Linked DNA regions of Mus musculus: region 1 is linked to region 2. The links are chromatin loops, found by intact Hi-C in ENCODE. Cell type or tissue: left cerebral cortex. All regions are shown on one strand.

What was found. Hi-C counts contacts between places; a loop is a spot of excess contacts. Peaks named below come from ENCODE experiments on the same cell type or tissue, not always from the same donor. Only the 100,000 strongest peaks of a DNase experiment are listed, where the experiment ranks them.
Region 1: a loop joins it to region 2, with 5 times the contacts of the local background. A loop is called at or near these places in 17 of 42 quality-filtered maps.

Annotation. Positions count from the first base shown.
Region 1 is chr13:109,557,273-109,559,772 of GRCm38, reverse strand. All of the region lies in intron 3 of Pde4d (phosphodiesterase 4D, cAMP specific), which reads right to left. Among named protein-coding and RNA genes, the nearest start is that of Gm32703, 120 kb to the right of the region's middle. In left cerebral cortex, a CTCF peak has its summit at 1,356 (motif pointing left); DNase peaks (open chromatin) are centred at 323 and 1,210; H3K27ac peaks cover 300 bases.
Region 2 is chr13:109,608,542-109,611,041 of GRCm38, reverse strand. All of the region lies in intron 3 of Pde4d (phosphodiesterase 4D, cAMP specific), which reads right to left. Among named protein-coding and RNA genes, the nearest start is that of Gm32703, 170 kb to the right of the region's middle. In left cerebral cortex, a CTCF peak has its summit at 1,048 (motif pointing right); a DNase peak (open chromatin) is centred at 1,040.

The DNA.
Region 1 (2,500 bases), 51 kb after region 2:
TGGGACTAGATGCAGTTCATGCCCGTAGCTGATGTGCCTTCACTCAGGGAACGACATTTGGTTCCAACCATTGCCTAGCTGACCTGGGATGGGTCTGCTATTCAATGTTGCTTGGTTTTTACTCCTATTCTTTGCTGATTATGGTGGTTTGAATAAGAATGGCCAATAGATACACATGTTCAAATGCTTGGTCTCCAGCTGGTGAACTTGTTTGGGAGAAATTAGGAGGTGTGGGCTGGTTAAAAGAGGTATGTGTCACTAGTGGGAGGTTGACTTTGAAGTTTTAGAAGCTCAAGCCAGGCCCCTTCTGCCTCCTGCCTCTTATGAATCAGAACTAGGCTCTCAGCAAATGTTCCAGTGGCAACCTGCTACCATGTTTCCTTGGCCATGGACTCTCCTGCTGAAGTTGTAAGGACGTCCTTGATTAAATGCTTTTTACATTTTTTTTTGAGATTATAACACAATGGCAACATTTCCCACCTAACCCTCTCCTCTTTCTCCCTCCAAACCTAGCCCCACAGTGTAAGCCGCCCTGGGTTTTGTGTCTCGTTGCAGCCACAGAACAGAAACTGAGCCACCTGGGGTGGATTTGTTAAGCGATGTTGCTGGGTGCACTCCGGTTTTCTTGTGAAATTATTGATAGTCTTGGAAGCTGGTGGTGCCCTGGCAGGAAAATGCCGCTCACTCTGTGCCTTCCCACTGATGTCCATTCTCAGTCTGAACAAGGTCCTAGTGAGGAACTCTACGGTACAGCTGATTTCTTCAAGCCACTTCACCTTTATATCACGTCATTTCTAAAAATTCTCAGAAGTCGATTGAGATTGGAGTCTCTTACCTCAGCTACTGAAGGACGGACACACACACACACACACACACACACACACACACCCCTTTGGCAAATAGCAGCCGAGTAATGGAATTCAGCTGCTACATGCTTCAGGCCATCTAGTAGTTATTTTCCCAGTGCTCTGGTTCTATGTACCAGGCTGATTTCTAGAGCCATGAAATTTCTGTTTTATTCTGAGACAAAAATGCAAAGCCAAAAAGCTCTATTCTGACTATGTAAATGATCTGTTAGTGCCAACTCATTAGCATTTTTGAGGCAATTTGGAAGAGACTTTAAGAACATCCCACTTAGTGGGAAAGCCAGCCATCATTAGGTGGTACCTCAGCCTTTCTCTGCTCTGGAAGCTATGCATAAATTTGAGAGATGTGTTAGATTTTTTTTTCTTCTTTAAGAAGTCGTCTTGACTCATGTCAGGAAATTCCCTACTCAGTATATCAATCTGTCAGTGTCAGATAGTAACAAAAGTAGCAAGGCTGATAAGCACTTTAATACAGGGCACACTGTTTCCCTCTAGTGGCCATGGGCTGATCATGTAATCTAGAAAGGCTACGGGAATCAGGCCAACCTTTCCTATACTTCAGCCCAAGCATTGCTTGTATATATTTAAGTTCTGGCAACAATTAAGCAGCCCCATCTCCGAGTTTCCCTAAGGATCACAGCAAAATACCCTTTCTTCCTTCTTCTCAAATACTTGGGTTCCCAATTCCTGTACATGGCAGATGATATTCCTACTAAAAAGAGTACCACACAAAAGTACCATGTTCAGTCAACAATGTGATGAACTCATGCACACGTCTATCACTTCCATCACACACACACACACACACACACACACATACACACACACATACATACACATACACACACATATACATACATACACACATACACACATAGAGATAGACACATACATACCCACATATACATAGACACACATACACACACATACATACAATACACACACATACACATATACATACATACACACACATACACATAGAGATAGACACATACATACCCACATATACATAGACACACATACACACACATACATACAATACACACACATACACATATACATACATACACACACATACACATAGAGATAGACACATACATACCCACATATACATAGACACACATACACACACATACATACAATACACACACATACACATATACATACATACACACACATACACATAGAGATAGACACATACATACCCACATATACATAGACACACATACACACACATACATACAATACACACACATACACATATACATACATACACACACATACACATAGAGATAGACACATACATACCCACATATACATAGACATACACACACATACACATATACACATACACATATACACACACATACACATATGTACACATGCACACACACACACACACACACACACACACACACACACACACGTTTACCACCTCAGGTAAATCCTTCCCTTAATGTTTTGGATCTGATCTCTCTATAACATCTGATAAAGAGCCTGGACCTTTATCCTCACTGTACTTTTCTTTATTGTCAAATCCTTCCCCTGAGGATAAAAAGAGCTTGATGACACTGAATTCTTATTTAAAAAATAATTTCCAATTTCTCTGTTCAAAAACTTACCATCGCTTCCTC
Region 2 (2,500 bases):
GAAAGCGGTTGTCCACTCCAATGACATCTGTACCATGAATGCACCAGAGTTCAAGCTGGTGTCTCTTCTTTTCACCTTTGGTAGCTGCTGAGTCATTCTGACATCAGTTTAATTCTGATGGCTTTAGATATTTTGTCTCCTCTTCCCTTTTTCTTATTTTATTGTTTTGAAGGCTTTGAATATCTGCATATGTCAAGCGCTATGAAATATCCTGAGCATATTTCTTAGCAAGGTCCTTTTTATTTTTAATTCCTCATATCCAGGATCTAAACTATCCCATTTCTTCTAGTTATAGGAAATTTTCTTGTTTTATTCGTATATTAGGGTTTTTGTTTGTTTGTTTGTATGCTTGCTTGCTTGTTTTGGGGACAGGGTTTCTCTGTATAATCCTGGCTGTCCTGAAACTCACTCTGTGGACCAGGCTGGCCTTGAACTCTGTGATCTGTCTGTCTCTGTCTCCCAAGTGCAGGAATTAAAGGCTTGCACAGCCACACCCGGCTTCCCGAGCATAACTACCTCATCATTGTTTAGCATCTTCCCCTTCCCGGATCACTACCAGTCCCAGTGCCTTCTGTTGTTCCCATCTTCTCTCTGAGAGTTTCTTTTCTAGATTTTTGGCTTTTCATCTGTTTTGATTCTCATAGTATTTTAAAAATCTTTCGACAGAGACACTTAATTCAATTTGGCAACAGCAACTCTCGGCTTCTACAAGTCTTTTGATTGACCATGACCTTTGTTATTCTGTCTTATACATACTACTTAGGTACCACTTCCTTTTCTCAATTTTTTTTTTTCTTTGTTGGATTTCAATACTGGGCAGTTGGGTGGGAACCCAGCATTCATTAGACATCCAAGGGGATGTCACTGTACAAAGGTCTAAGGGCCTATTCACTGAAAGAGGCTTCCTTTCCTAGAGGGGTGCACTGCCTTCATGAGGTAGAATGTGCATGGTCCCTTCTGCTTTAGATTTCAACATTCTCCGTGCAGCCCTTACTGGATGCTGAAATGCAGTTGTCTGGGTCTCCCACTTTGTGGAATTCTCCAGCAGAGGGCAGTGTGCTCTTGCACAAGATCCATACCAAGCCTTGTCAGGGAGAAGAACCCCCCTGCAGCCCACAACTGGACAGCTAACACCTTATCTAAAACCTTTTCCGTTTTGAAGCCTCCAAAGGGTTGGTTTAGGATTTCAGGGAGCCATTCGTACACATCCTCCACCTTTGATCCAGGAAGCACCTCCCTATGAATGTGCCTAACACCAATTTCGCTGTCACCCTCTGCTTCCCAGGATCTTAAAAAAAATAGGTCTCCCCATATTTGTCCTTCAATCCTCTCTCAGTTCGCAGAGTGCACTTTCTCCCTTAGTCTTATGCCTCTAGGATACCATGTCCATGGGAAACAGACATGGTAGAGGTATTTCCATGGTAGAGGGTATAGGGACGGGTGGTGCCTTGGGTCAGATAGAGGTACCATAGAGTCTTATTTTCCACTCCCACACTCTTTGTTTTAAATTCGCAATTTTAATTAGAGATAATGTGAGCATGTGTGACCAGTTCATTACAATGAAACAAAAGAGCAGATTATTGATGCAATAGCTCTTCCCTGTGAACCTGAGTTAAAAACCATGTTAATGATCAGGAAACAGCCAAGGAAATTTCTACGGAATCTGCACGGAATATTTATCTTTTGAGTCCAGTTAAACAATAACAATCCCCCCAGCCCCCGACTCCAAGAGTCAAATAATTGTTACATCACTGGCTTGGCAATTAAGACCATTTTTCTAATTGGACTTTTAAGAGTTTTGGGTACGCTCACTGGAGTGTGACTATTCTGGAAGATGAAAGAATTTGAGAGGAGCAGAGCCATCTTCCACTTTTAAGCCATGCTCTGAGCCTTGCTGCACACGCATCTGAAACAATTTCCTACCAGCCCCAGAACCTCTGTAAGTCCTACAGGATCCTTGACCTTAGCTGGGGGAGGCAGGATGAATTTCTAGTCACAAGAAGAACAGCGTGGCTGTACCAGGGAATAATGCAAGTTAACCCACTGTCAGGTGATAGCTTCCTCCATTAGAGTTAATTGCCTGCTAAATTAAAATTCATCATAATATTTGAATCACGATCATTTAATGTAAAAATGTTTCCACTCTTGGAATCCTCTACCCTGGAAGGTAATTTCTCACAATCCTGAGGTTTGTTTAAGAAATGTGCCTGTATTTGCCGTTTTGAATATGAAAACGTTCATTCTGACTCACCAACACCATCAGAAAGTCTAACAACAAAGAAGAAGGCCCATGCTTAGTGGTGTTTAGGATATTTTGCATACTATATTTTTCTTCCTCCAGATTTAAAATGTTTGTTCAGCTTAATAAAAGGCTCGGGGAGCCGGGCGTGGTAGCGCACACCTTTAATCCCAGCACTCTGGAGGCAGAGGCAGGCAGATTTCTGAGTTCGAAGCTAGCCTGGTCTACAAAGTGAGTTCCAGGACAGCCAGAGCTATACAG